2 separate regions of the Homo sapiens genome follow, and region 2 is linked to region 1. A link is an interaction called in ENCODE POLR2A ChIA-PET data of the cell type or tissue named here. Cell type or tissue: PC-3. All regions are shown on one strand. Each heading gives the region's core, and the rest is flanking DNA. Links, peaks and the distances in the headings are about the cores only.

What was found. Peaks named below come from ENCODE experiments on the same cell type or tissue, not always from the same donor. Only the 100,000 strongest peaks of a DNase experiment are listed, where the experiment ranks them.
Region 2: POLR2A ChIA-PET joins it to region 1 with 6 read pairs; 2 of 35 experiments call an interaction of 5 or more read pairs at or near these places.

Annotation. Positions count from the first base shown.
Region 1 is chr17:63,042,314-63,052,785 of GRCh38, forward strand. The region is part of intron 2 of TANC2 (tetratricopeptide repeat, ankyrin repeat and coiled-coil containing 2); the gene reads left to right. Among named protein-coding and RNA genes, the nearest start is that of TANC2, 81 kb to the left of the region's middle. RefSeq lists an enhancer at 2,643-3,144. In PC-3, for the core only: no CTCF peak of the experiment used is centred there; no DNase peak of the experiment used is centred there.
Region 2 is chr17:62,820,077-62,830,548 of GRCh38, forward strand. All of the region lies in intron 1 of MARCHF10-DT (MARCHF10 divergent transcript), which reads left to right. Among named protein-coding and RNA genes, the nearest start is that of MARCHF10-DT, 17 kb to the left of the region's middle. RefSeq lists an enhancer at 5,069-5,805. In PC-3, for the core only: no CTCF peak of the experiment used is centred there; a DNase peak (open chromatin) is centred at 4,895; H3K27ac peaks cover 1,169 bases.

The DNA.
Region 1 (10,472 bases), core at 2,289-6,288:
TATTAAAGAAAATATATATAGATATGTCCTGATAAAAGTCAACTATATTTTGTAGTTTCTGTTCTGTGCTTATTTTCTAAATTATCCAATATGCTAATAGAGTCAGGCTGAAGGCAGCTGGCTGCAAGTGTTACAAGCTGAAAACAAAATGGCTGGCAAGGATTACTACTGTAAATTTGCAATAGAGAGCTGGATGCATTTAAGATATCTTTTGTTGAAAGAGTGTTAAAAAGTAAGATGATGAGGGAATGACTGTTGTATAAGCTGTTTTTGACAATAAACATTGTATTAAAAAATACTCGATTACAGCATGAAAACAAAAGGCTTTACATTCATTTTCAACTAAGCAATAAAAAACTCTTGTTAGTATTTATTTAGCCATCATTGTCTTTGTAATTTTAAGACCTAAGTAGTTTCTGAGGGTATTGTTTATGAATCGTTCAGATTCACAGTGTGGTTAAGGGTAGAAGAAATTAACAGTGAAGAATTTGTTACATTCTTGGAATGGGGAGGTGGAATTGAGAGCTAAGTTTCTGGGAGTTTTATATATTTTTTAATCTTCTAGACTAGCCTACATTAAGGATGGAAGACATAGAGTAACTGGAAAACTTAGAGATAAAAATGAAAATATAGTTTACAAAGTAACAACATCCATAGATCTGTATTTTATTTTTTTCTATTGAAGACCTGTTCATAAAACTATTTGTATTTTAGAAAAGACTTTTCTTTGTATAACCATAACCTATTTCAATTGATTTTTAGCAATTGTTGAAAGATTACATGACATGAAAATTGTTGATAGGCTTGGTTAGATTGAGAAATAGCTTCAGCAATTAATTAGTTAAGTAGATTGAAGACAGCACATACATTCACGTATCTTGTCTCTCACATTGTAAAGTCTATGTACTTTAAGAGGGCAAAAGTGTAAATATGTTATTGCCACTTCTCTAGCACATAGTATAATGCCCCATCACTTAATGGGTTCTCAGTAATTGATGTACAGATAATAATCACAAACATGTTTGATTAGTATTCACACACACATATACGCATATAAACCCATACATAATTATAAACCCATATACATACATATATAAACCCATACATAATGATGCTGATTTAATTTTCACAACCTTGTGGAATAAATTCTATCATTTTACTCATTTAACAGATGAAAAAACTGAGGCAGAGAGCAAGAAGTTAAGTGACTTGACCAAAGTCATATAGTAAATGGTGGAGTCGGGACTTGTACTCATGTACTTTGAACTCTTTCATCATCTTTTCCTCTAGTAATTGAAGATTAAGCTGTATTAGCATTCAACAGTATCTTTAGCCCTCAGAAGCATACATTATATGTATATTCTGGCAGAAACTGCAAAGCAGAGAAAACTTTTCTGCTACATCTTTCAAAATTGCTTTAACTGATGTTTTGTTTTCTAAAATCCCTTTTCAATCATTTAGATGTAGCTGATGGCCATTATCATCATCAGCTAATGCAGATGTACAGTTCTGAAAGCAATTTAAAAGCCCATAGCAGGTATATACAGGAAGCAGTTGGAAAAATATATTAAGTTTTCTGTACTCCCCAAAATGGCTGCCAACATCTATCAGTCATCAAGCCCAGTTGATTAAAACTTCTGTGTATTTCTGAACTTTGTCTTCTCTTTACTTCTTCATTCTCATTTCTTCAGAATCTCATGTCACTTAAATTATTGTGTCTCCAATCTCAGTACCCTTTAGTTCATTCTCTATTTTGCGTTAAGAATGAATTTTCTTAAATGTTCATCTGATTTTTCTAATATGTGCATTCCATTAGTTCTCCAAATAAAACATGGCTTGGTTTTTTACTGGTTCTCTTTGCTGTAACTGTATCCTAACACAGATGCACACAGATATAGATAATATATAGACCAGACAGATTTAGAATTTGATTTTAAAAGATTAATGTTTGAATCTCCTTTATCAGAGATGAAGATTATCAGTATAAATGTATCCATGAACGATTTTTGTTTAGTATTGTGTGTTTTAAAATATAATAGGTGGTATCATTTCCTCTATGTCATTCTGCAACTTGCTTTTTTGCTCTTGTTAGAAACTTAGTTTGTTTCTTTTATGTATTGTACAGTATGTTTCTTTTATGTATTGTATAGTATTCTATTTTATGAGCCCATTTCTTCCATCCATTTCCCTCCTAATATGAATTTGAATTTTCTGGTCTTTTTTGTGTGTGTGATCATAAATAATGTTCCAGTGAATATCCTTACCCACACATTAGTTTTTCTAGGAACTATACCTAGAAATGGACTTGCAAATGTAGGTTATTTGCATTATCACTTTTACTACATGATTTCATTACTTTGTCACTTTACCAATTTATATTCTTAGAAGTGTCTGAGAGTTTTTTCTTTTTCCTATCCAGTAGTCATATGGTCAGATTTCTTCCTTTTTCTCAGTCTGGTAGGAGAAAGGTAATGTCCTAGTGATTTAATTTGTTTCCTTAATTTATAGTGAGGTTGAACATCTTTTCATATGTTTTATAGGCCTTTAGAGTTCCTCATTTGTTAATAACCTCTTTATATCCTTTATGCATTTTTCTGTTGGATTATTTGTCTTTTTCTTATTGATTTATAGGAATTCTTTATGGATTCTGGGCAGGTTCAGCAAACTGTAGCCCATGGGCCAAATCCAGCCTGTGTGGCCTGTGAGCTAAGGATGGTTTTCCCATTTATTTTCCAATCATTCCGAAAAAAAATTAAAGGAGAATAAAATGTTGCAACCTATCAACATTACAAAAAATTCAAATCTCAGTGTTCTTGAATAGTTTTAGTGAGATACAGACGCACTCATTTATTTACATATTGTCTGTGCCTGCTTTTGCACCACAATGGCAGAGTTGAGTAGTCGTGACAGGGAGCATATGCTCTGCAAAGCCTAAAATATTTACTTTCTTTATAGAAAAAGTTTGCAGACCCATGTTTTAGATTGATCCTTAGCCTGTGACATTTATAACAGGTATCTTCTGTCAGTCTGTACACTGTCTTAAAACGTTCCCTTTGGTTTTAGGACGGAAACTCCAAACTTCTGTTAAATAGAAGTTTAAAATTTCAATTTATTCAAATCTATCATTCTTTTTTATACTACGTGTTATTTCAGGAATCTTTCTTTACTCAGAGACTACAAATATATTCTTCTATATTTGAAATAGTTTTGAAGTTTTGTTTTTCACTTCGATATTTTTAATACATTTGGATTTTTTTCCTTTTTTCTTATTGTTTTGGTAAGGGGATTATGGTATGAGAAAAGGGTCTAATCTTTTTTTCTCATGTGGAGAAAGCCAATTTTCCCCACCATATTTGTTGTTGAATACCCTTTTCTTACATCCAGTGATTTATCATCCCAGCTTTCTCATGTACTAAGAATCTGTTATATTTGCATATGAGTCTTTTCTGGGTTCTTTTATTCAGTTCTTTCCATATTCTTTTTATTTAAAAAAATTATTTTTAAAAAGTAGAGATGGGTGTCTCACTATATTGCCTAGGCTGGTCTTGAACTCCTGGGCTCAAGTGATCTTCCCACATTAGCCTTCCAAGTAGCTGGGACTGTAGGCACACACCATCATGCCTGGCTTCTCTCTTTATTCTTTGATTAAATATTTCTATATTCTATTTGGTCATAATGATTCTCATTATCCAACTACTTAATCATTGTATTCACTTTTCCTAGTTCCTTGGGAGAAAAATACAAAATGTAACACTCAAGAACTTTACTAATGATAAGTTTAGGGAAAGGAATATTGTTGTTAAATTTTGTATATTGCATATACAAAGGTCATACTGTTATCTTTATTAAATTCTTTTTTTTTTTGAGACAGAGTCTCACTCTGTTGCCCAGGCTGGAGTGCAGTGGTGCGATCTCGGCTCACTGCAACCTCCGCCTCCTGGGTTTAAGCGATTCTCCTGCCTCAGCCTTCTAAGTAGCTGGGACTACAGGTGCGTGCCACCACACCCAGCTCTTTTTTTTTTTTTTTTTTTTTTTTGAGATGGAGTTTCACTCTTGTTGCCCAGGCTGGAGTGCAGTGGCGCCATCTCGGTCACTGCATCCTCCACCTCCCGGATTCAAGTGATTCTCCTGCTGCAGCCTCCCGAGTAGCTGAGATTACAGGCGCCCACCACAATGCTTGGCTAATTTTTGTATTTTTAGTAGAGACAGGGTTTCACCGTGTTGGCCAGGCTGGTCTCGAACTTCTGACCTCAGGTGATCCACCTGCCTTGGCCTCCCAAAGTGCTGGGAGCCACCACACCCGGCCTTTAATAAATTCTTTAACATATTTTAATCTCAAATTTCTAGTTTCATTGCCATTATTATTATAATCAAGTAATATAGTACAGATTAAGTACCCACAAGTGCATGGTATTATGCTAAGTACTTTAAAAAACATTTATGCATAACCAGTAAAGACAAAATATTATTTAGGCATAATGGGATGAATAAAGTATAATTTATTTGAAAAAACAAATTTGAGGAATATTTACATAATATATGATTATTTGACTTTGTATTACTTTGATTTTCCAGTGAGTGTCTATATATTTGAATTTACTTATCAGTCAAAACAGAAAGAGGTTGTGTTTTTTTCTTGGAAGTGAAATGGAGAGGGGGAGATCTGATTTTTAGTCTATCAGTAGCTGTCTCTCTATATAGGGAGTAAGAGGTTTCTTGTGAACCATGTGACATAAAAATAGCCTATTACTAATATCTTTTGAAATTTTTATATCTTCATATACGAAGGCAGGGATTTTAGGTGAAAACTGTTTTATCCCCACTCCTTAGGTATACAGTAGTTGTTTTTCAGGTGTCTGCTTTAGACATCTGAAGGTAGAGATCAGAAACTGAAAGAAAGCCAATATTAGAAAAACAAAAGTAGATCCAATTAGAAATGAAGCTGGAAAAGTAGAACCTTATAGATCGTGTTCAATTTTATATCTTCTGACGGGAGAACATTTAAACATTCTAAGTATAAAGTGAGGTAACTGTTAGATTTGCATTTCTAAATGATTACTCAGTTATTTGTGGATATATGTTGAGAAGAGAATGGATATAGGAGTGGATGCAGGTTGGAGATGGAGACAAGTGGATGGATTCAAGAGACATTTAGGAGAGAAAATCAGTAATATTTGATGATGAATTCATTGAGATGGGGAGCTCTGTTGGAGAGTATCAGGTTTGAAGGGATGAAAGGAAGTTTAGAATTTCATGTTTCGATACTTTGAGTTTGAGGTATATTTGAGACATCCAAGTGGGTATTTCAAAAAGGCAGTTGTTATATAGACAGACTTTTCCAATTTATATACAAATAAATGAATAGGGGCTCCCTAGTAGAATAATGGATTTAAAAGTATGTAGAGGAAGAAAAATATCTTTTCTTCATTCATCACTAGGTTCATGACGGAGACCCCTAAAACAAAAGACAGATTTGTTAACAATAAAAAAAGCATACAAATTTACTTAATGAATTTTATGTGGCAACTGAAGCCTTCATAAGGAAATGAAGACCTGAAGAAACGGGTAAATCTGTGTATTTTTAATGTTAGATTTGATGAATAAGTGGATAGCTGTGAAGAAGTGTGATTGGATAAAAAAGTGGAATTTTATGGTAGTAAACTGGGGTTGGGGTGTGGGAGTCCTTAGCAAGACTTTTTATCAGGATTCTTTTCTGTATCCCTCTGTCTTCAGAGATAAAGGCGTTTCTTTACCCCAGGTATAGGTAGGACACCTCTTGAATGAGGGTCTTATGACCTGCTTTAGGAGAAGATTAAAAAATCCTTTCTAGGTTTTAGGAGTCTGCTTTAGGAAGAAGTGTGAGGGGAGGATGAGAGTGATCTTTCTGCTTCTGTTCTGTTAAATGCCAAGGTACCATATTTTGAGGTATCATGTCCTGAACTCCATCAAGTAAAACATAAATATTTGGGTTGAGTATTGAGAATTATTGCAGAACTCCAGTTTGAGAACACCTTATTTGTTTTTTGGAAAAACAAAAAGGGTTAGACAATTTCACTTCTGACTGTTCATGTTTCCCTCCATCTAGCTCTAGACCTGGAATTAATGAGGTGCTAAGTAGGGTAGTTATACATTTAAGTCTTTAATCCATCTTGATTTGATTTTTGTATATGGTGTAAGGAAGGGATCCAGTTTCAGTCTTCTTCATACGGCTAGCCAGTTATCCCAGTACCATTTGTTGAATAGGGAGTCCTTTCACCATTGCTTGTTTTTGTAAGCTTTGTTGAAGATCAGATGGTTGTATGTGTGCGGCCTTATTTCTGGGCTCTATATTTTGCTCCGTTGGAGCTGGAGGCCATTATCCTCAGCAAACTGATGCAGGAACAGAAAACCAAGTACTACATGTTCTCTCTTATAAATGGGAAATAAATGATGAGTACACATGGAGACAAAGAGGGGAACAACAGACAGACACTAGGGCCTACTTGAGGGTGAAGGGTGGGAGGAGGGAGAGGATCAGAAAAAATAACTATTGAGTACTAGCCTTGGTTCCTGCATGATGAAATAATCTGTACAGGAAACCCCTGTGATACAAGTTTACCTGTGTAGCAAACCTCACAGGTACATCTAAACCTAAAATAAAAGATAAGGAGAGTAAGTCAGATTTTAAATTTAGCCCTTAGTAAAACGGAATATTATTTCTCCTTCCCAACCCTCCATCTTCTGTTCTCTTAATGGTATTATAATCAAGCAAGTGAAATTCCCAAATTCCCAAAGAATTCTGAGGCATCCAGAATTCCCTTCTTTCTCTTGTTTTACTTATGCAAATTAATTAATTCAACAGCTATTTTTTGAGTACCTTCTATGTGTCAGATACTATTCTAGGCATGGCTAATAAAGCATTGAATATAAAATTATTTGTCCTCATGGAATTTATATTCTAGTGGGTGAAGATGACCAGAATTAAGATGAATAGGTAAAACATAGAATATATTAGTGATAAGTACTAGGTAGAAAAATAAAGCAAGGAAGAAGTAAAAAATGTGTATCTGTGTGAATATGGTGGTGGTGGGGTACCATTTTAGAGTGATGAGGGAAGGCATGATTGGGGGGACAGTTATGTATCTACCCAAAGGAGATGCAGGACAAGCCATGCGGACATCTGGGAGAGAAGTATTTCAGGCAGAGGCCTTGATATGAGTATATTCTTAGAGTGTTTAAAGTACAATGAGGAGAGCCAGCATGCTTCAGAAAAGTCAGAGAGCAAGAGTGGTAGGAGATGAGGTCAGAGAGGTAATAGGGGCCAGGTAATGTAGAGCTTTGATCTAAAGACTTTGACTTTTACTTACAATGAGAAACCTTTGGAGGGTTTTGAGGAGAAGAGTTTAATGATCTATTTTGTGTTTTAACAGAACCATTCTGGTTGCAGTATTGAGAATAGATTGAAGCTGGGCTGGGATGGAAGCAGAGAAACCAGGTTAGTCATGAGGGTGGCTGGGACTCAGGGTGGTGGTAGCAGAGGGTGAGAAGTAGTTTGGGTATATCATGAATAGCTGACAGCATTTACTGTTGGATTGTATGTGCAGTGGGAGAGAAAAAGAGGACTTAAGGATGACTCCACGGTTTTTGGCTTATACAACCAAAAGAAAGGAGTTGCTGTTTACAGAGATGAGGAAGACTGTGAGAGGAGCAGGTTCCTGGAGGACTATTAGGACATGTTAAATTTTGAGATACCTGTGTGATATAAAAGTGGAAATGAGGCTGGGCACAGTGGCTCACACATGTAATCCTAGCACTTGGGGAGGCTGAGTTGTGTGGACCACTTCAGCCCAGGAGTTTGAGACCAGCCTGTGTAACATAACAAGACCCCATCTTAAAGGGGCCTTAAGCATAACCTCCAAAATAAAAATTAGCCAGGCCTGGTGGTGCACGCCTACTCAGGAGGCTGAGGTGGATAGATCTCTTGAGCCTGGAAAATTGAGGCTTCAGTGAGCCGTGATCATGCCCCAGCACTTCAGCCTGGGCAACAGAGCAAGACCCTGTTTCAAGAAAAAAAAAAAAAAAAGAAAGAAAGTGGAAATATAGGGTAGGCAACTCCATAAATATGAACTTCATGGATGAGGTCCAGGTTAGAGATATAAATTTGGGAACCATCAGCATGATAAAACATAAAACCATGAGTCTATTTGAGCTAACCAATGGAATATATATGGCAAATAATACAGATTAAAAAGTGAGCCCTGGGGCAGTCTATCATGTAGAGACTGGGGAGATGAGAAACAATAAGCCAAGGAGACAGAAGGAGCCCTAGAGACAGGAGCAAAACCAGGCAAGTGTGACATCTTGGATATCAAGTGAAGAGAAGACTTCAAGAAAGAAACATTAACTGCATCAAATGTTGATAAATCAAAAAATAAAACTGAGAACTGACTGTTGGACTTAACAATGGACTTTATAAGAGATTTTGGTAATTGTGGATTATCTGGAATGATAGGGACAAAAGTCTTATGGGAGTGGATTTAAGGAAGAAAGGAAAAATAAATTGATGGCAGCGATTAAAATGACTCTTTCAAATGAGTACAGTCTTTGCAATTCTGTGTCCTAAATATTTCACAAGCCTACCCTTTTCTTCATAGTCTCAATGTTAGTGCATTTATTTAGGCTTTCCTTTCCTCTGAGCTTATGGCAGTGATCTCTTTACTTTTAGGCCATGGTCCACACCATTGACTTAAATATATAGTTGCCAAGGTTATCTTTTGAAAACACCTGTCAGATCATGCCACTCCTTTGCATAATGCCCATCATTTTCTTCCCTACATTTATAGCATAAAGTTCAAATTGATCATCATGAATAATATTTATGCCTTTTGTGATTATGCTTTTTATGATTATGCCTCAGCCTACTTTTCTAGTTTCATATCCTGCTTCTTACCCATACTTTCTGTGTTCTAGTTACATTGAACTCTTTAGATTTCTCTAAGTGACCTTTTCTTTCATTTGTGTCTTTGCAAATAAAATCTGGTACTGTTCCTGAAAACCCTAGCTCATACTTGAGAAGCTGTGGCTTCCCTGAGGTGTAGGTTAATATGAAGAAGGCAGAGGCTGTTCTAGCTTTTAGAGTCTTAGGAAAATGATTTATTTAGTTAATTTGTTTATTTATCTCTGGTATTATCTGTTGAAACTGTATGTTGAGGGGGATACATGTGGATCTCACTTTTGGCTGCATATAGACTGATCCAGGAATCCATGGATCAGTCAAATATTCATAAATTAAACTTTATTATAGCTATGTATGTATAAATGGTTCCTGACTTAGGATGGTTGAATTTAAATGATCTTCCAACTATGATTGTGTGAAAGTGATGCATGTATAGTAGAAACTGTACTTTGAGTACCCATACAACCATATTCTTTCACTCTCAGTACAGTCTTTAGTGAATTACATGAAACAGTCAACACTTTATTAGAAGATAGTGTTATAGTTTTAAAAAATTTGTGTTAGGTGATTTTGCCCAACTGTAGGCTAATGTCAGTATTATGAGTACATTTAAGGTAGAGTAGGTTAAGCTATATGTTCTGTAGGTTAGTTGTATTATATGTATTTTCAGCTTATGATATCTTCTACTTACAATGGGTTTATCAAGACATAACCCTGTCGTAAGGTGAGGAAAAAACATAGTGCACATCCTGCAGATAAGGCGGGACTGTTGTATGAATAACGTGCTGAAGAAGCACAGAAGAGAGAAGTTCTTTCTGGTAGGCATCCAGAAAGTCTATGTAGGAAGAGGAATGACATCTTTCAGTAAAAGGAACTTGTTGTTGATCATGAATATGATAGATGAAGATTCCATTTGTTTAGTATGTGCTTACTTTGTGCCAGATGTCGTCGTATATTTTGTGAATGTTACTACATTTGTTTCTCACAACCACATAGAGCATTATGATAACAATTTCACAGATAAGGAAACTAAGATACAGATAATTAATTTTCCTAAAGTCATATAAATTGTAATAGTTCAAAGATTGAGTCCAGCTCAACTCTGCTAGACACCCAGCACGTACATATTGGCTATAATTTCATTATACAGTCAAGTGGAGGGAGCTACATTTTATGCAGAGGAGAGAGCATAAATTGATAGCGGCCTTATAATATGTTTGCTTTTTGAATGTCATTGAGTAGTTTGGTGCTACCATAGTATAGGGGAGTATATTATTTAGGATTTTTATGGTTGCAAGTAACAGAAAATTTGAATCAGAATAGCTTGATATAAGGGGTTAGCAAACTTTTTCTGTAAAGTACCAGGTAGTAAGTGTTAACTTATATCCTATGGTTTATTCCCTCTTGGTTTATAAGATAGCAGCCAGCATATTCAGGGGCTCCATTGATCTTTTCCCATGTTTAGGGAGATACATAATCTTTTCCAGAATTTCTTTCTAATCACTTGAACTTAATCCCATCTTTGTTACAACTACTG
Region 2 (10,472 bases), core at 3,304-7,303, 220 kb before region 1:
GTGTGGAGTAAGCTCTCCCAGCAAGCCTGAGCACAGACGTGCGGGGCGGGCTTGTTAGCACTCTTCTGAGTTGCTCCCTTTACAAAGCCACCTTCCCAGCCAGTTCATTTGTATTAAAGTAAACTTTTAAAAATAACCAGTCAGTCTGTCCAGCAAACATGCTATGGGCCTCTTATGGCTGTACTTTCATAATTTTATATTGTGGCGACTGGGTCTCTGTCTTGGGGGGTATTTGGGGGCCTTTGACTTCACACTGTAGCAGGAAGAAGTTATGCAAAATTCTCGTCAGATATAGAAAAAAGGAAACAGGATATCATTCATTTCCAGAATGGAGCAGAATCACAACACAGTGATTGTGATTGCAGAGTGTCCTTTATTTCACCTACACCTGAAGTTGTGTGTGTGTTTGTGCGTGTGTGTGTTTAATACAGGCGGCTTATCTGAGTGATTTTAAGAAATTAATTTAATTGAAAAATGATTAAATTACAAAGAGAGGAAAAAGCATTTGGTTGGCATTACATGGGGTCAGAGGCCACTGCTAATGCAATATTTCATCAATTGCCTCATTGCTATTCTTTCAATGATGTGATTTAGTTTCTCAAATAGCTCTTATCCTGGCAGGCTTGCCTTAGATACATTGTACAGAGGCCTTATAATCATTACAATGTATTTACTTAAACATTTTAAAAACAATTAAGCACTTTTAGATATATTTGTGTATGTGCGTGCGTGCATGCATGCGCGTGTGTGTGTGTGTGTGTGTGTGTGTGTGTGTGTGTGTGTGTGTACATGTCCACAGAGGGATTTTATAAATGTCCGGACAAGGGTTCTGAGTGAACACTAGGACAAGTGTTGAATTTATCCACTGTAGTGCCCTTCATGCATTTCAAAGAGCTCCATGCAGACTCATGTTAAGCTTTTTTCATGCCCTTTGAATATACCACTATCTCCCTTTAATACACTGAAGAAACAAGAGGACAAAGAGTCTCCCTGTGTTCCTTATCCAAGGCCACACAACTGTTGCTGGAACCTTGAGCTTTCTGAGTGCCAGGCACTTACTTGCAGTATATCGAACGCTGGGATATGGTGGAGGTTTAGTTTGTTAAAAAGTGTGATAGCCCTATGATTGTGGGAAAAAGTTTTGACATACTTTGTTTTTTATTTTAATGCAGATCAAGTCATTATAATGGTCTTTCTCTTAGAAGGCTACTGAGGTTGGGTTAAACAGTAACAGGGGTGCTTGGGAAAGGGTAGAGCAACATTTTGGCAGCATATGAATGGGTATGTGTGCACATGGGTGGTAATACCGCATGCCCTGACCTGTCCTATGCCTCTTCCCCTTCACCTTTGTTTCAAAATGTTGTGTCCAGCGTTGAAAAATGCTGGCACAGTTTGATGCAGGTGTTTGCAACCTCCTTCACCCCAAATGCCATGGTGGTGGGGATGCTAGGCTCTCTTAGCATCCCCCTCCTCGTGCTGCATGAGGTGGGAAGGCAAAATCATGTATTCATTCATCAAACGCTGATCAAGCACTTAAGTGCTAAGTACTGTTCGAGGTTCTGCGGATTCACAGAGGAATAATATTCGGTCTTTGTGCTAGCGGGGAGGTAGGAAAGTAAACAAGGCCATAGAGTAAGCTCTACGATAGAGGTAGATGTGGGCCTGGGTGGTGGTGGGGGCACAGGGGAGATGAAGGAGAGGAAAAGGAAGGTTCTCACGGTGAGGGATGGTGAAAGGCCTCCAAGAATTGCTGGAGGCCCCATTCAGTGGTGGGTGCTGGCGCGTCAGTTCCCTCTGAGAGGAAGCATTTCTCAGCAGCACCAAACACTGGCTAGACCTTGAGCTAGATGACGTTTGTTGTCAACTCTCCCAGCCTTCCTGTCTGCGCCCTTTCCCTCCCTGTCTGGAAGGAAGCTCCCAACAGCCTTTTCAAAATCTGCTTAGGGCAGCTATGCATAATCAATATTTATTGAATCAAATTGATCTGAAAAGTATTCGCACTACGGTATAAATGGCTCATACAGGGTACACCTGGGCACATGTACCTGGAAGCCTCAAGCTAAAAGAGCTTTTGCCAGCTCAGCAGGAGAGCTTCATAGTATGTTGGAGGCTCCTACACCCGAGTGCACATTTTCTGGATGGTTGCCCACTTTTTCTGTACTTTAAGCTGGCCCTACTTCCAAGCGCCCAGCCTTACATGTTTTCCCTTCCCTGCCCACTATTGTGGCTATATGATAAGGCAGGATGAGGGCCGATAACTGCTAGTCTCAGACCTTTTGGCTAGAAATGCCACAAGACTACAGCAACAACTGCTTTGAAGCCTGGGAGAGACCAGTGATGAAAAACAAAGTTGCGGCCAGGCACAGTGGCTCATGCCTGTAATCCCAGGACTTTGGGAGGTCAAGGCGGGCGGATCACTTGAGGTCAGGATTCAAGACCAGCCTGGCCAACATGGCGAAACCCTGTCTCTACTAAAAATACAGAAATTAGCTGGGAATGGTGGTGCATGCCTGTAATCCCAGCTACTTGGGAGGCAGAGGCAGGACAATCACTTGAGCCCAGGAGGTTGCAGTAAGCCGAGATGGTGCCACACACTCCAGCCTGGGTGACAGAGCAAGAAAGAAAGCAAAAGTAAAACAAAGTTGCAGTGAATGGGACTGGACGTTTAAATGTCTCTTTTAAATGCACTCACTATTTTGGTTCATGGTTTACCACTCGTATGTTTACTGCATGAGGGCAGAACTGGTGTGGCACATACATTGAAATTCTACCTCTAATGTGAGATAGAAAGCAGGGGGAACTGACCAGGAACCTCCACCTTATTCCCAGTCATAGCGTTCCACTAGGATTCTCCCATGGACCATATTTCAGTGTACAAAATTGTCATATTCACAGAAAGTACCACATTTGTTTCCCCAACCATCAGGGTTGTATAGTTACAGTCAGTGCCCTGTGCAGTAAAGACTGGCAATTGGATGTTTTTCAGACCTTCAACTTAGTTCATTATGAGAAGCTGTCTAAAAAAACAAACAAACAAGCGAACAACAAACTACAGTCTTCAATTAAAGGTTCAGAGGCCAGGCACAGAGGCTTATGCCTGTAACCCCAGCACTTTGGGAGGCCAAGGCAGGCAGATCACTTGAAGTCGGGAATTCAAGGCCAGCCTGGCCAACATGGCGACACCCTGTATCTACCAAAAGTACAAAAATTAGCTGGGCATGGGGTGGTGCTCGCCTGTAATTCCAGCTACTTGGAAGGCATGAGAATCACTTGAATCACCCAGGAAGCAGAGCTCACGGTGAGCCGAGATTACACCACTGCACTCCAGCCTGGGTGACAGAGCAAGACTCTGTCTCAAAAAAAAAAAAAAGAGGTTCAGAAAGTGGACACCTTTTAGCACTATCTAATAGAAATATGAGTCATATAAGTAATTTCAAATTTCCTAGGAATAATATTCAGAAAAGTAAAAGGAAATGGGTGAAATTCATTTTAATAACATATTTTACTAAACCCACTAAATTGAAACATTGTCGTTTCAACATGTAATGAATATTTTTTATTTTTAGAATCAGAGCCTCACTCTGTTGCCCAGGCTAGAGTACTGTGATGCAATCATGGCTCAGTCAACCTTGAACTCCTGGGCTCAAGCCATCCTCCCACCTTAGCCTCTTGAATAGTTGGGACTACAGGCCTGTGCACCACCACACCCAGTGATTTATTTTTATTTTTATTTATTGTAGAGATGGGGTCTCGCTAGGTTGCCCAGGCTGGTCTGGGACTCCTAGGATCAAGCAGTCCTCCTGCCTCAGCCTCTGGACTACAGGTGCATGCCACCTTGCTCAGCTAATTAAAACATTTTTTTTTTTTTAATGGAGACAGAGTCTTGCTCTGTCACCCAGGTTGGAGTGCAGTGGCATGATCTTGGCTCACTGCAACCTCTGCCTCCTGGGTTCAAGCAATTCTACCTCAGCCTCCCAAGTAGCTGGGATTACAGGCACCCGCTACCATGCCCGGCTGATTTTTTGTATTTTAGTAGAGACAGAGTTTCACCATGTTGCCCAGGCTGGTCTCGAACTCCTGAGCTTGGGCAATCCACCTGTCCTGGCCTCCCAAAGTGCTAGGATTACAGGCTTGAGCCACCACGCCCGGCCAACACTTTTTTTTTTTTTTTTTGAGACAGAGTCTTGCCACCCAGGCTGGAGTGCAGTGGCACGATCTCAGCTCACTGCAACCTCTACCTCCCAGGCTAAAGCAATTCTCCTGCCTCAGCCTCTCAAGTAGCTGGGATTACAGGTGTGTGCTACCATGCCCAGCTAATTTTTGTACTTTTAGTAGAGATGGTTCCAGCTACTTGGGAGGCTGAGACGGGAGGATAGCTTGAGTCTGAGAGGGTGAGGCTGCAGTGAGCTCTGATTGCGCCACTATACTCCAGCCAGGACAACAGAGTAAAACATTGTCTCAAAAATTAAAAAGAAAAAGAAAGAAAATGAAAAACAATGACCACACCTCTATATGTGTGTGTGTGTGTGTGTGTTTGTGTGTGTGTGTGTGTGTGAGAAATGAATGTTCTTTGCTGGCAATCTGACATACAGGAGAAATTAACAGAGTTAATGGCTATTCTGGCATCTGCTCCCAAGCCACTGAGACCACAGAATTAGAGGATGGGAAGGGACCTTGGAGATCTTGTTAACTGTGTCCTGGACCCTCATTGCAAGGAATCAGATTCAACTGGCCTAGGGAGGGGTCTAAGTATCAACATTTTTAGACGTCCCCTAGGTGATTCTAACGTAGGGGCTGGGCTCTAAATGCAGAAACATCCCTTTTGTTTTATAGGTGAAGAGACAGGGGCTAACTGAGGTCAGTGACTCATCTTACAGCTTGTTAGAGGCAGAGTGAAGCCCGGAATCCGGATATTCTTCTCTACCCAGCTCACACAGAGGACATTTCCATAATACCTTCATCATGGGTCATTCTCTTGCTTAACCCCAGAGTTGCTCTCATTTTGAATTGAGACACATTCCTCCGCTTAACCTAGCTTAGACACAAACTTCAACAAACTTCTCTGAACCCTTACTTGCCAAGAAAATCTTCAGATCAGTGAAAACATTGAAGTGATTCTGGTCCGGGACCATGGCTGTAAATGCCTCCCATTTTAGACCCAACTGGGACCTGACACCCTATACTGAATATAGAGTTTAATTAGAGGGTACAGGGAGGGGCCCCAAAGAAGCAAACACTTGAGTCTGATGAGTCTCATTGATGCACAGCCTAAGCCAGAGTGACCCATTAACAGGGTCTCACACTCAGATATATCTGAGTTCAGAGCAGGTAATGCATGTGAGTAGTGTGGGTTAGGTGGGGGCTCTGGCCCAAGCTCCTCCTAGCTATGCGGGGAGGATGCAATGCAAGTCCAGTCCTTCCAATTTCTCAAAGAAGTCGCAAATTTGGGTTTTTGTTTGTTTTGGTTTTTGTGAAAAACCCTGTTTTGTGAATGTTGGCAACTAGTTTGATTTTTAGAAAAACACTGTAAGAGTCAAATAAAACCCACTCGTGAGCTATATTCTGCTTGTGAGGCTTCAGAATACATCTTTTAGATAAGTCCAAGACTTTTTTTTTTTTCAGATGGTCTCGCTCTGTTGCCCAGGCTGAAGGGCAGTGACACACAGATCACTATAGCCTTGACCTCCTGGGCTCAAGCCATCCTCCCATTTCAGCCTCCCGAGTAGCTGGGATTACAGACATACACCACCAAGGAATATGACTTCATCATATTCAATATCGAGTTTTACTGGTTTCTAAAATGTTGGCCTAATACCATCATGTAGGTTGAGCATCCCTAATCCAAAAATTCAAAATCCGAAACTTTTTTTTTTTTTCTTTTTTTGAGACAGAGTCTTGCTCTGTCGCCCAGGCTGGAGGGCAGTGGCACGATCTCAGTTCACTGCAAGCTCTGCCTCCCAGGTTCACGCCATTCTCCTGCCTCAGCCTCTTCAGTAGCTGGGACTACAGGAGCCCGCCACCACGCCCGGCTAATTTTTTTGTATTTTTAGCAGAGATGAGTTTTCACCGTGTTAGCCAGGATGGTCTTGATCTCCTGGCCTCGTGATCCGCCCGCCTCGGCCTCCCAAAGTGCTGGGATAACAGGCGTGAGCCACCGCGCCCGGCCCAAAATCCGAAACTTTTTGAGCGCCAGCATGACACCACTAGGGGAACGTTCCACACTCGACGTCATGTGATGGGTTCAGTCAAAACATTGTTCCATGAACAGAATCATTAAAAATATTGAATAAAATTACCTTCAGGGTATGTGAATAAGGTGTATATGAAACATAAATGAATTTCGTGTTGAGACTTAATTCTATTCTCAAGATAGCTCATTTTGTATACAGAAATATTCCCAAATCTGAAAAATATCTGAAATTCGAAACACTTCTGATCCCAAGCATTTCAGATAAGGGATACTCAACCTGTCCTTACCTTGCCTTAGACATTGTGAAACTGATGACAGTCAACACTGGTACCAGAAGGAAAAGTAATTCAGAAGTCCCACCTCTGTTCCCCTTTTAAATGTTACTCATTTTCTCACTTTCCACTTTATTATTTATTTTGGGTGAGGCACTTGTGATTTTTTTTTTTTTTTTTTGAGACAGGGTCTCACTCTGTCACCCAGGCTGGAGTACAGTGACACGATCATGGCTCTCTGCAGCCTTGACCTTCCCAGTCAAGCTCAGGTGATCCTCCCACCTCAGCTCCCGAGTAGCTGAGACTGCAGGCATGCACCACCACACCCGGCTAATTTTTGTATTTTTTTTTTTTAAGACAGGGTTTCACCAGGCTGCCCAGGCTGGTTTCGAACTCCTGGGCTCTAGTGATCCACCCACCTCAGCCTCCCAAAGTATAGGCACGATTCCACGACTCCCAGCCATAAATTTTCATAATGAAGTTGAAATTAAAGATTATTACAGTTCATAAGATCCATATAATTTATTTCAAAGTTCTTTTTGAAGTTGTGAGTCAGGCTTACTAGCATCACCATGGGATAGATACTAGTTCTGCTATACACAACTATGTAAGGAAAAATGTTTTCATTCACTGCAAAATGAGACGGAAGCTTACATTGTAGCACTGGGGCAACCTCTTAGCCAATGAAATGATATTGCAAATAAAAAGCAAAATTACTCTTACCCACATTCTTCATTTTAAGAAAACACCCTTGGATAAGTACATAGAGTGAGAGTCCTTGATTTGAACTAATCTAAGGTATTAATAATAACAGGTGAATGCTTAGATAATGATTTAAGAGTTGATGCTAATTTACCCTTTAATTGGAAGTATTTATAAAGCAAACATAAATGTAAGTTATTTGTGAAGCATATAAGAGATGAACAGAAAATATGCATGTCATTTGTATTTTAGTTATTCTCCCTACACATACATAACCTTGATTTTTGCCACAGTTCGTTTTTCTACATGTAAAAAACTTAATTAGATTGTGTGCTTGTGACAATCAGTTTCAAGTATATTTCTGTGAGAAGCTCCACTGTCCCCAAATAACCAGAGGTAGGTAACAGTTTCTGACAAAAGCTTGAGGGAACAGGATTAAATGATAATTACAGCGATTATATTTTATCTAAAACCTTCAAGTCTCTGGAAAGCTGCTTGGTTTCTATTTTGGGCCATGCTGCCCACATATCTTAACGACAGAATTTATGCATAATTTTGCTCTTCCTGTTTTTATCTCTGTTTGGGTGTATTTATTACTTCATATGTGGTGATGCAAGGCTCATTGAAAGGTCCATTTATATCCTGGTTATCTGCATGGGGATCTAGCTGCTTTTCTCTCGCTGTTTCTAGAACTCTCACTGTAACATTCAGATTTGCTGGCACCCAGCCTTTTCCAGCACATATACATTCCGCTCCCTCAGTGACTCTATTTATGGGAGTCTATGTGATTTACTCAAGACTAATAAAGACCGTGTAGAAGGATGGGTCATGGATTTATCCATCCATGGAATTTTAGCGCATTCAGAGGGAGGTTTATCTTCTGTTCTTCCCCCGCTACCCCCCAATTTAATTAAAACAACAAAAAAGGCGTTAGTCCAAATGAGGGACAGTTGGCAGATCTGCGTTATTCAACTGGAGGGACTCCCTAGTTTCTGATGCTTGGAGATGGACAAGTAATTACCTCCTGTCTGTGACTATTTTCTACCAGGCTAAGCCCAATGTTTATTGTAAACTATCTGCCATTAAAAGCTGTAATAGCAAGCCTTATGTTCCCACACCATAAATTTGACTTGCAGTGTTTTTTTATTTACCTTCATGTTTTATTATATTCTTTGGAATGTTTCATTTTAAAGGAAGATAACGGGAGAATGAAAATTGAACAAATTCCAAATTCACGCTTGAATAAAGATATGCTTAACACACATACTTTTTGCATACACCCAGACCTCTGATGGCCACTTTCTGAATATTGGCAGCTTCTCTGTAACTATTAGAGGTAGTTGCTATAAGTGTATCACTTGTTAAATGGTCCTGAAAGTAGCCTAAAAATGAAAGTTTAAGCAGACCACATGGGCTGAGGGCAGTGATTCTCAAACTTTTGCATCTCATGAACACCCTTATTCGAAGACCCCAAAGAGCTTTTGTTTGTGTGATTATATTTATCAATACTTACTGCATAAGAAATTAGAGCTGAGACATTTAAAAATGCTTATTTATTTATTCGTTTAAAAATAACAATAGGGCCAGGCACGATGGTGGCTCATTCCTGTAATCCCAGCACTTTAGGAGGCCGAGGTGGGAGAATCACTTGAGCCCAGGAATTTGAGACCAGCCTGGGCAACATGGCAAAATCCCGTCTCTACAAAAAAATTTTTAAAATTAGCCAGGTGTCGGCCGGGCACGGTGGCTCACGCCTGTAATCACAGCACTTTGGGAGGCCAAGGCGGGTGGATCATGAGGTCATGAGATCGAGACCATCCTGGCTAACACGGTGAAACTCTGTCTCTACTAAAAATACAAAAAATTAGCCGGGCATGGTGGCAGGCGCCTGTAGTCCCAGCTACTCAGGAGGCTGAGGCAGGAGAATGGCGTGAACCCGGGAGGTGGAGCTTGGCAGTGAGCAGAGATCATGCCACTGCGCTCCAGCCTGGGCGACAGAGCGAGACTCGGTCTCAAAAAAAAAATTAGCCGGGTGTCTTGGCATGCCCCTGTGGTCCCACTACTCAGGAGGCTGAGGTGGGAGGAAAACCTGAGCTTGGCGGGGGTCGAGGCTGCAGTGAGCTGTGGTCACACCACTGCGATCCGGCCTGAGCAACAGAGTGAGACCTGTCTCAAAAAACAAACAAATGAAAAAACCCCAAACCAATAAATCATTATATGTTAACATAAATACCATTTTTAATGAAAAATAACTATTTTCTGTAGCAAAAAAAAAAAAGTTTAATAAGAAGAGAGAGATTGTTTTGGATTCTGTTTGACTTTAGAAGACAGCTGGAGTCTCATATCTGCTTCTTCAGTCTGCTGTAATATGTTGCTTTGGTTGAAATATATGAAAAAAACCTGCCCCTACACAGATATGTAGTTGTAAAAGGGAATATTTTAACAGCCTTTTCAAATAATTATGGATATTCTGCTTTGATCCCAGACCAAAACTTGACAAGTGGAGTTTTTTTTTTTTTTGAGATGAAGTCTTGCTCTGTCACCTAGGCTGGAGTACAGTGGTAGGATCTCAGGTCACTGCAACTTCCACCTCCCAGGTTCAAGTGATTCTCCTGCCTCAGCCCCCCGAGTAGCTGGGACTACAGGTGTGTGCCACCACGCCCGGATAAATTTTGTATTTTTAGTAGAGATGGGGTTTTGCCATGTTGGCCAGGCTGGTCTTGAACTCCTGACCTCAAGTGGTCCACCTGCCTCAGCCTCCCAAAGTGCTGGGATTACTGGTGTGAGCCACCACTCCCAGCCAAAATAAACATTTCTGTTTTTTTTTTTTTTTTTTTTTGGACAGGGTTTCCCTCTATCACCCTGGCTGGAGTACAATGGTTCAAGTGATTCTTGTGCCTCAGCCTCCCAAGTAGCTGGATTACAGGAATGCGCCACCACTCCTGGCTAATTTTTCTTTTTTTTCCTTTCTTTCTTTCTTTTTATTTTATTTTATTTTATGCTTTTTTAAAGCAGAGGCAAGGTTTCACCATGTTGGCCAGGCTGGTCTTGAACTCCAGACCTCAGATGATCCACCCGCCTCAATCCAAAGTGCTGGGATTATGGGTGTGAGCCACCACGCCCAGCAATTAAGTGTTAGTTTCTTAAAGGTTAGTTGCAATGTGGAAATTAAAATCCTTTCAGTGGATTTTTTTTTAAACTAATAGATTTTATTTTTTTTTAGAGCAATTTTAGGTTTAAAGAAAATGAGACCATTTGGAGGGTTCTTATGTGCCCCCTTTCGCCACATTTTCCTATATTAACATCAT